Regions from separate parts of the Homo sapiens genome. Here region 2 is linked to region 1. A link is an interaction called in ENCODE POLR2A ChIA-PET data of the cell type or tissue named here. Cell type or tissue: PC-9. All regions are shown on one strand. Each heading gives the region's core, and the rest is flanking DNA. Links, peaks and the distances in the headings are about the cores only.

Region 1 (5,371 bases), core at 94-5,093:
CCCTCAAACAGCTGCGGGGACACGCGGGTGGGGAGGCTCAGAGACTTCTCCAGACAGTCATGAGAGACACCAAGACAGACAGAGACAGATACACAAAGACACAGACAACTGAAAGATGGAGGCCAAGAGGAGAGCACCGGGGAGATTTAGCAGCTGGGTCAGAGAGATGGAGAAAAAGAGAGACAGATATAGACAGGGAGACAAACAGGTAGAGACACACGGAGACTCTAGAAAGCAAAGGACACGACCGGGCTCAGTGGCTCACTGTAATCCCAGCACTTTGGGAGGCCGAGGCAGGAGGATCACTTGAGTGTAGGAGTTCGTGACCAGCCCAGGCATTATAGCAAGACCCCATCTCTACCAAAAAATACGAAAATTAGCCAGACGTGGTAGCACGTGACTGGAGTCCCAGGTATTTGGAAGGTGGTGGGAGGATCACTTGAGCCTGGGAGTTTGAGACTGCAGTGAGCCACGATCATGCCACTGCACTCCAGCCTGGGACCTAGTTTTTTTTTTCTGGAGACTCTGTCCCTGATCACTGCCCCATGGTTCCAAGTTTGCTTGTTCAGCATCTGCTCCACTGCAGAGTGGAAGAGCCTGGAAGGCAGGGATTACCCTTGACACGTTTACCAGACAGCCTCTCCTGCAGTCCCATGCACCAGGGTAGGCAGCGCTTGGCACAGAGTGTTTTTTTGTTTTGTTTTGTTTTGTTTTGTTTTGAGACAGGGTCTCACTCTGTCACCCAGGCTGGAGTGCAGTGGCGTGATCTCTGCTGATTGCAACCTCCGCCTCCCAGGTCCAAGTGATTCTTGTGCCTCGGCCTCCTGGGTAGCTGGGATTACAGGCGCCCACCACCACGCCCAGCTAATTTTTGTATTTTTAGTTGATCCACCCGCCTCAGCCTCCCAAAGTGCTAGGATTACAGGGGTGAGCCACTGCACCCAGCCAGACTTTTTTTTTTTTTCCCATAGTGGGTTTTTGATGAATGAATAGATAAATGAATGGAAGACAAGCAAAACTAGCTACAATATTTTGGGGGGATAAAAACCACCACCACAAAAATGAGGGGCAAGATGGGGCAGGGGCAGGGAGTAGCCATATCAGGTAGTAAAACATTATAAATCTACAATACTTAAAACAGAGTGACACTGCTATATGAGTGGACAGACTGAATAATGGAATAGATAACCAAATATCCATCTAGAGAAAAACTACGTTGAATCTCTATTTCACACCTCACACCAGAAAAAATTCCAGGTGCATTAAAAGTCTAAACAAAATATATATATATATATTACACCATAAAAGCTATAGAAGGAAACAAAAATAACTGTTTTATATCTTGGATTGGGAATTTTATTTTTTATTTTATTTGAGATGGAGTCTCACTCTGTTGCCCAGGCTGAAGTGCTCTATCTTGGCTCACTGCAACCTCTACCTCCCAGGTTCAAGCAATTCTTTTGCCTCAACCTCCCAAGTAGCTGGGATTACAGGTGCCTACAACCACGCCCGGCTAATTTTTGTGTTTTTGGTAGAGACGGGGTTTCACCACGTTGGCCAGGCTGGTCTTGAACTCCTGACCTCAGGTGATGCGCCCACCTCGGCCTCCCAAAGTGCTGGGATTACAGGCGTGAGCCACCACGACTGGACTTTTTTTTTTTTTCCAATTTCTTGTACAGATAGGGTCTTACTATGTTGCCCAGGCTGGTCTTGAACTCCTGAGCTCAAGCAATCCCCCTGCCTCTTCTTCCCAGCCCCAGATGAATTTTTTAAAACCTAACCTGATAGAAAAATCAGCCTAGCAAATGGACAGTTCACACAAAAGGAAATACAGGTGGCCCTTAAGCTCGTGAGAAGATAGTCAATTTCATTAATCACTAGGGAGAAAAATGCAAATTAAAATTAGTTTGAGATACCTTTAAAACCACATGGGAGATTGGAAAAGATCTAAAACTTGGACAAGGGTTGTCCAAGGTATGGAAACAGGCTCTGCTGGTGGGTGTGGAAACTGACACACCCTGTAGATGTAGATGTGGCGATACGTATCAAGATTACAAGCATACATATCCTTTGACCTACAGTTCCCGAAATTGAGCCTCTAGATACATTTGCACTTAAACAAGTGACTAAAGAAGGGACGTGTGTACTGGATTCCTTTTTTTTTTTTTTTTTTTTTTTTGAGATGGAGTCTCACTCTGCCACCCAGGCTGGAGTGCAGTGGCGCAATCTCGGCTCACTGCAACCTCCGCCTCCCGGGTTCAAGCAATTCTCCTGCCTCAGCCTCCCGAGTACCTGGGATTACAGGCACCCGCCACCACACCCAGCTAATTTTTGTATATTTAGTAGAGATGGGGTTTCACCATGTTGGCAAAGCTGGTCTTGAACTCCTGACCTCAGGTGACCCACCTGCCTCAGCCTCCCAAAGTGCTGGGATTGCAGGTGAGCCATCACAGCCGGCCCTGTACTAGATTCTTTATTGCAAAATTGTTTATAATAGACTGGAAACAACCTAAGTGTCCAACAGTAGGGGATTGCCTAAGGAGGTGCATTGTTAGGATGATACAGCATGAGGCTGCAAGAAAGATGGAAAAAGCTCTTTAAGCTTTAAGGTATAGAGAAGAATTTCCAGGCCCAGTATGATGGCTCATACCTGTAACCCCAGAACTGGGAGGCTAAGGTGGGAGAATTGCTTGAAGCCAGGAGTTCGAGACCAGCCTGGGCAACAAAGTGAGATCCTGTCTTTGCACAAGATTTAAAAATTAACTGGGCAAGGTGGTGTGTGCCTGTAGTCCTAGCCACTCGGGAGGCAGAGGCAGGAGGATCACTTGAGCCTAGGAGGCGGAGGTTGCAGTGAGCTGAGACCATGCCACTGCACTCCAGCCTGGGAAACAGAGCAAGACACCGTCTCAAAAACAAAACAAAACAAAACCCAGGTAAAAGAGCCCGGATACACCGGATATAGTGGCTCATGCCTGCAATCCCAGGACTTTGGGAGGCTGAGGCAGGAGGATCACTTGAGCTTAGAAATCTGAGATCACCCTGGGCAACATAACAAGACCCCATCCCTAAAAAAAAATAAAATAAAATAAAAATTAGCTGGGCATGGTGGTGCACACCTGCAGTCCCAGCTACTTGGAAGGCTGACGCAGGTGGATCGCTGGAGCCTGGGAGGTCAAGGCTGCAGTGAGCCAAGATCGTGCCACTGCACTCCAGCCTGGGCTACAGAGCAAGACCCTTTCTCAAAAAAAGAGTCATAACAACAACAACAAAAATGCAGGTGGCCAGGCTTGGTGACTCACGCCTGTAATCCCAGCACTTTGGGAGGCCGAAGCAGGTGGATCACTTGAGCTCAGGAGTTCAAAACCAGCCTGGGTAACATGGTGAAACCCCATCCCTATTATTTAAAGATAATAAATAAACAAATACAGGTAGACAAAGACAGAAAGCAGACTAATGGTTGTCATGGGCTGGGGTGAGGGACAATGGGTACTGATTAATAGGTATGGGGGATTAAACAGTTCTGAACCTTGATGGTGCTGATGGTTGCATAACATTGCCTGCCACTGAATTATGGGCTTTAAAATGGTTGGAGGCTGGGCGCCGTGGCTCACGCCAGTAATCCCAGCCCTTTGGGAGGATGAGGCGGTGGATCATCTGAGGTCGGGAGTTTGAGACCAGCCTGGCCAACGTGGTGAAACCGTGTCTCTACTAAATATACAAAAATTAGCCAATAGTGGTGCATGTCTATAATCCCAGCTACTCAGGAGGCTGAGGCAGGAGAATCACTTGAACCTGGGAGGCAGAGGTTGCAGTGAGCCAAGATTGTGCCACTGCACTCCAGCCTGGGCAACAAGAGTGAAACTCTATCTCATAAATAAATAAACAAACAAACAAACAAATAAAATGGTTGGAATCCCACATTTGATGCTGTGTGTTATTATGTATGCGTATTAGTACCACAATAATAAAAAATAAGGCCAGGCATGGTGGCTCACGCCTGCAATCCCAGCACTTTGGGAGGCTGAGGTGGGCAGATCACTTGAGGCCAGGAGTTCGAAAACAGCCTGGCCAACATGGTGAAACCCTGGCTTTACTAAAAATACAAAAATTAGCCGGGTGTGGTGGCGGGCGCCTGTAATCCCAGCTACTGGGGAGGCTGAGGCAGGAGAATCACTTGAACCCGGGAGGCGGAGGTTGCAGTGAGCGAGATTGTATCATTGCACTCCAACCTGGGGGACAGAGTGAGACTCTGTCTCTAAATAAATAAATAAGAAAAAATAAAATAAAAAATAATACACGTGGTCGGCCTGCAATCCACACATGCCCTGGAGTGTGGGTGACATAGGGACAGCATTGTCCTACTCCCTCATCCTCCCCCTTCCGCCCCCTGGACCCGCGGGATCACAGCAGTGCGTTCTGTCTGCCAGGGCCACAGGCTTCCTCTGCTCTCACTCAGCTGAAGAAAAAGTACTGGGTCCCCAGCCAGAGGACAACTGCTGTGCTGGGCTGAAGGGAGAAGTGTGTGGTGGTCTCCAAGTAACCAGCTTCCTGGGGGCTCAGCAGGCGGAATCCTGCCCATCACGCTTATGTACTGGCAGGAGTGTCTGGCTGTGATTGGAGGTGTGTGTGCTCTGTACAGAATCGACTGGTGTTGCTTAGATGTCCAGAGTGGGAGGGGAGAGGGGAAAAAACAAAACCTTAAAATTCTGGAAAGGAAGGAAGAAAGGAAAAAACAGAGGGAGGGAGGGAAAGGAAAGAAAGGAATGGAATAAAAGTCTTCATGCCACAGAACTGTGCCCTGGAGGACTAAAATCAGCCAACCTGCTAACCAGTTACTGGAGCTGTAAGATGCTCACTTAAATCTTGTCTCAACCAAAGTTTCCTTCTGAAGACCTTGCTTTCAGCCGCAGCTATAAGTCCTAAAACCAAATGCCTCCTGGATCTGTCTCCTAGAAACTTCACAGTATCTCAGGCTCACCAGGTGCCACAAAGCCGCTCCTCCTCCTGGGTCCCCATGTGGGGACAGGCCCAAGGTCTACCTGGTCACCAGCCCGGCTTCCTAGCCTGCAACTCTTGCCCTCCACATGGCCTGAGAGGGCTCTTACTATACCCAGACATGGCCCTGCCCCTCCCTTCCTCAGAGCCCTCAGTGGCTCCCAGCACCCTTGGACAAGGCCCCAGCCCCTCAGCTCCTCCATGGCCCTGACATTTTCAGCCTCCTTAACCATGCTCCAACACCGCAATTTCTCCCAAATGTACCAGGCTCTACTCCCGTTTGGGGTTTGGATTGGCTGTCTCCACTCCTGCCATCCCCCACCGACTGTCCCCCTTCCCGCCATCTCCAACTGTCCCCTCTCCCGCCATCCCCCCT
Region 2 (5,322 bases), core at 1-5,000, 110 kb after region 1:
ACCCGGGACCTTGCCCAGTACGACGCAGCCCATCATGAAGAGTTCAAGCGCTACGAGATGCTTAAGGAACACGAGAGACGGCGTTATCTGGAGTCACTGGGAGAGGAGCAGAGAAAGGAGGCGGAGAGGAAGCTGGAAGAGCAACAGCGCCGGCACCGCGAGCACCCTAAAGTCAACGTGCCTGTGAGGACCCCATTTGTGCCCATCCACTCCCTACCACATCCAGTTCAAACGCAAGACAAGAAAGCAGTTAAAGAACTACAATTCCCAGGGGCCCTTGAGGCAAAAAAACTCCCTGTTACTGTACCTGGCTGCCCCAGGGTCTGCTGGGAGTTGTAGTTTTCTTAGTTTTCTTGCTTGAGGGAGATGATGTTTGTTGGATGAGGGTAAAGGGATATTTGGTTTTATCCCATGGCATCCAGACTTCTTGCTCATGAGCTCCTGGCTCTCCCCTCCACAGGGCAGCCAAGCCCAGTTGAAGGAGGTGTGGGAGGAGCTGGATGGACTGGACCCCAACAGGTTTAACCCCAAGACCTTCTTCATACTGCATGGTAAGGTGGGGAGGGAGTTCCAGAGCCAGGATGAACCCTAGATTCTGACCCTTCTAGGACCTGAATGCTAAGAGGGGTGTGTCTGTCCCAGGAGGGCTTAGTCAGGCCCAAGAGCCAAGCCTATGTCCCCTGGTTGACCAGACAGCCCTGCCTCTCCCGACTACAAGGCTAGGATCTGCATGGAAGGGTTGGGCCTCTTTTCTAGCAAACACCAGACCTCGGGGTTCTAAGGACAGCTGGTGTCCTCTGTAAGCAAACCAGGCTTGGCTAGGCCTGGGCCCTCTGCCCACAGCAGCCCAGGAGAAGCCCTGGTCCACTCTGGGAACCCTGTCGCTAGGAGTGGGTTGTTCCCTAAGAACCAGGCCTCCAGAAGCCTGGAAAACCCTTTCTCTTTTTCTTTTTCCTTTTTTTTTTTTTTTTTGAGATGGAGTCTTGCTCTGTTGCCCAGGCTGGAGTGCAGTGGCATGACCTCGGCTCACTGCAACCCCCTGCCCTCCGCCTCCCGGGTTCAAGTGATTCTCCTGCCTCAGCCTCCCGAGTAGCTGGGATTACAGGCATGCACCACCATGCCCGGCTAACTTTTGTATTTTTAGTAGAGATGGGGTTTCACCATGTTGGCCAGGCTGGTCTCGAACTCCCAACCTCGTGTGATCTGCCCCCTCAGCATCCCAAAGTGCTAGGATTACAGGCGTGAGTCACTGCGCCCGGCCTCGAAAGCCCTTTCTCTATGGTGGATCAAAGGCACACTCCCCTCAGTCTGTCTCTTCCTGTCTGGAAATGTGGCCTGGGGTTGCCAAGCCCCCTCAGGTATGCCAAGCACCCTGTCCCAGAATCTGTAGCCGGTCAGATAAGCTTAGCAAGGCCTGACTCATTCATTCAGCAAACCTTTCCTAAGTTCCCTCTAAGGACCAAGCTTTGTCAAGACCCCGTGGATACAACTGTAAACAAAACAAAGTACCTCCCCCTCAGAGCCAGTGATCAGGCACACAGATCATACCATACTTTAGTAACTCCACGAGACTGTACAGTATGAGAGGTGCTAGCATTTTACGTAAGCTGCCAATTAAATTAACGTACCATTGAAAACAAGATGCGTCCTGGGCTGGGTGTAGTGGCTCATGTCTGTAATCCCAGCACTTTGGTAGGCCAAGGTGGAAGATGGCTTGAGCCCAGGAATTTAAGACCAGCCTGGACAACAAAGTGAGACCCTGTCTCTATTTAAAAAAAAAAAATAGACCAGGCGTGGTGGCTCACGCCTATAATCCCAGCATTTTGGGAGGTTGAGGTGGGAGGATCACCTGAGGTCAGGAGTTCAAGACCAGCCTGGCCAACATGGTGAAACCCCATCTCCACAAAAATACCAAAATTAGCTGGGCATGATCGTGAGTGCCTGTAATCCCAGCTACTCAGGAGGCTGAGGTGGGAGAATCACTTGAACCCGGGAGGCAGAGTTTGCAGTGAGCCAAGATCGTGCCATTGCACTGCAGCCTGGGTGACAGAGCAACACTCCATCTCAAAAAAACAAAGAAAAAAATAAAAATTAAAAGTTAAATAAATAAAGATACATCCCTATTTCAGGGGTGATAAAATAGAAGAACACAAAAGTGCATCTCAGAATCAACGAAGGTTCTAGGCCGGGTGTGGTGGCTCACGCCTGTAATCCCAACACTTTGGGAGGCCTAGGCGGGTGGGTCCCTTGAGGCCAGGAGTTGGAGACCAGCCTGGCCAACATGGCAAAACCCAGTCTCTACTAAAAATACAAAAATTAAAAAACAAAACAAAAATTAGCCAGGCATGGTAGTGCTCACCTATAGTCCCAGCTACTCAGGAGGCTGAGGTAGGAGAATCGCTTGAACCCGGGAGGCGGAAGGCGGGGGTTGCAATGAGCTGAGATCACACCACTGCACTCCAGCCTGGGCAACAGAGTGAGACTCTGTCTCAAAAAGCAATAGAAAGTAAAAAAGAATTAGAAGATTCTGTAATGGGGTCTCAGGTAGTGACGTGTACTACCTCGCAGCCTTGACCACCCAGGTTCAAGTGATCCTCCCCCTCAGCCTCCCAAGTATCTGGGACCACAGGCACGTACCACTATGCCTGGCTAATTTTTTTAATTTTTAGTAAAGGCAAGGTTTTACCATGTTGCCCAGGCTGGTCTCAAACTCCTTTGCTCAAGCGATCCACCTATCTTGGCCTCCCGAAGTGCTGGGGTTACAAGCATGAGCCATCCCACCGGGCACCACCCCCCGTGTTTTGTTTTGTTTTTTTTTTGAGACAGGATCTTGCTATGTTGCCCAGGCTGGAGTCAAACTCCAGGCCTCAAACAATCCTCCTGCCTCAGTCACCTGAGTAGCTGAGACTGCAGGTGTGTGCCACTGCGCCCAGCTTTAAAGATGTTTAATTGTACAGTTCAATAGTATTAAGTATATTTACACTGTCATGCAACCAATTCTGAGAGCTCTTCATCTCGCACAACCGAAACCGTATCCATTAAACCACTCGCCCTCCCCTTCTTTCCCCTGCTCTCTAGCAACCACCATTCTATTTTCTGTCTCTATGATTTTGACTATTTTAGGTACTTCATGCAAGTAGAATCTTTTGGTATTTGTCGTGTGTGTGTGTGTGTGTGTGTGTGTGTTTGGCTTATTTCACTTAGCATAATGGTGAGGAACTGAAGTTTTCATTCTACTGGATATTAATTTCTATTTCAATTGCCCCATGTGGCTAGTGGCTGCTGTACTGGAGTCCCAGCACAGCTCTAGAGAGGACATTTGGGCTGGATGCGGTGGCTCACGCCTGTAATCCCAGCACTTTGGGAGGCCGAGGTGGGTGGATCCCTTGAGTCCAGGAGTTCAAGGCCAGCCTGGGCAACATGGCACAAACCCATCTCTACAAATAAAATACAAAAATTAGCTGGGTGTGGTGGCGTGCATCTGTAGTCCCAGCTCCTTGGGAGGCAGAGGTGGGAGGATCACTTGAGTCCAGGAATTCAAGGCTGCAGTGAGCTATGATCATACCAGTGCCCTCCAGCCTGGGCAACAGAGTGAAACCCTGTCTCTAAAAAATAGAAAATAGGCTGGGCTCAGTGGCTCACGCCTGTAGTCCCAGCACTTTCGGAGGCCAAGGCAGGCAGATCAGGAGCTCAAGAGATCGAGACCATCCTGGCCAACATAGTGAAACCCCGTCTCTACTAAAAATACAAAAATTATCTGGGCATGGTGGCACGCACCTGCAGTCCCAGCTACTCAGGAGGCTGAGGCAGGAGAATCACTTAAACCCTGGAGGTGGAGGTTGCAGTGAGCTGAGATCATGCCACTGCACTCCAGCCTGGCAACAGAGCGAGACTCTGTCTCAAAAATAAATAAACAAATAAATAGGCCCGGCGCAGTGGCTTACCCCTATAATCCCAGCACTTTGCGAAGCCAAGGCGGCTGGATCCCTTGAGACCAGGAGTTCAAGACCAGCCTGGGCAACATGGCAAAACCCCATCTCTATGAAAACAAATACAAAAATTAGCTGGGTGTGGTGGCGTGCATCTGTAGTCCCAGCTACTTGGGAGGCTGAGGTGGGAGGATCACTTGAGCCGAGGAGTTCAAGGCTTCAGTGAGCTACGATCACACCATTGCACTCCAGCCTGGGTGACAGAGTGAGACCCTGTCTCTAAAAAATAAAAAAATAAAAACCTTATTTAATCTTTTTAATCAGGCAGTCCCTACAGACCAGAATAGGTTCAGAGCAACTCCCTATACCTTTTTTTATTTTTCATTTTTTTTATTTTTAGAGATGGGGCTTCCCTTTGTCACCCAGGCTGGAGTGCAGTGGCGTGATCATGGCTCACTGCAACCCAGACCTCCTGGGCTCAAGTGATTCTTCCACCTCAACCCTTAGAGTAGCTGGGATCATAGGTGCACACCACCATGCCCAGCCAATTTTTAAATTTTTTTTTTCTTTTTGAGGCAGAGTCTTGCTCTGTTGCCCAGGCTGGAGTGCAATGGCATGATCTTGGCACACTGCAACCCCCGCCTCCCAGGTTCAAGCTATTCTCCTGCCTCAGCCTCCTGAGTAGCTGGGGTTACAGGCACTTGGCATTATGCCTGGCTAATTTTTGTATTTTTGTAGAGACGGGGTTTTACTATGCTGGCCAGGCTGGTCTTGAACTCCTGACTTCAGGTGATCCTCCTGCCTCGGCCTCCCAAAGTGCTGGGATTACAGGCGTGAGCCACCGCACCCGGCCCAATTTTTTACTTTTTTTTTTTTTTTTGTAGAGACGGGGTCTAGCCATCTTTTCTAAGCTGGTCTCGAACTTAATGTGCTCAAATGATCTTGCCTTAGCCTTCCAAAGTACTGGGATTACAGGCATGAGCCCCTAAATTTGGCCCCTACATTTTCTTTAATCTTAATCAATTTACATTTAAACAGCCCATGTGGCTAGCGGCTACTGTACTGGACAGCGCAGATCCAGAGTTTAGGCAGAGAAGAGACCCCCAGGCCTGAGCCCTGGGCCACACTAGCATGTGGAGGTCAGGAAGAGGATGGAGCCGTCAAAGGAGGTGGAGGGGCAGCCAGAGAGGACAGAATCATGTTCTGGAAGCCAAGGGCAGAAAGTCAAGTCAGATGCAGGTGGAAATTAACCACTGGATTTGCAAGATGAGGGTTCCTGGCCTCCTCCTCAGGAGGAAGGTTGTGCTTGTCTGAGGGAGCCGAGGAAGGAGGGCCGGTGGTGAGGACAGGAAGTGTGGCTGACCGAGCCTGAAGCCCTGCAGCTGTGGGGTCT

What was found. Peaks named below come from ENCODE experiments on the same cell type or tissue, not always from the same donor. Only the 100,000 strongest peaks of a DNase experiment are listed, where the experiment ranks them.
Region 2: POLR2A ChIA-PET joins it to region 1 with 5 read pairs; 8 of 35 experiments call an interaction of 5 or more read pairs at or near these places.

What each region holds. Positions count from the first base shown.
Region 1 is chr19:48,800,287-48,805,657 of GRCh38, forward strand. BCAT2 (branched chain amino acid transaminase 2) reads right to left here. Exons shown (of 11, transcript NM_001190.4): 4 at 1-11. Among named protein-coding and RNA genes, the nearest start is that of BCAT2, 8.1 kb to the right of the region's middle. In PC-9, for the core only: no CTCF peak of the experiment used is centred there; a DNase peak (open chromatin) is centred at 2,015; H3K27ac peaks cover 1,608 bases.
Region 2 is chr19:48,913,014-48,918,335 of GRCh38, forward strand. NUCB1 (nucleobindin 1) reads left to right here. Exons shown (of 13, transcript NM_006184.6): 6 at 1-183; 7 at 461-551. The region is part of intron 1 of NUCB1-AS1 (NUCB1 antisense RNA 1); the gene reads right to left. Among named protein-coding and RNA genes, the nearest start is that of NUCB1-AS1, 3.2 kb to the right of the region's middle. In PC-9, for the core only: no CTCF peak of the experiment used is centred there; no DNase peak of the experiment used is centred there.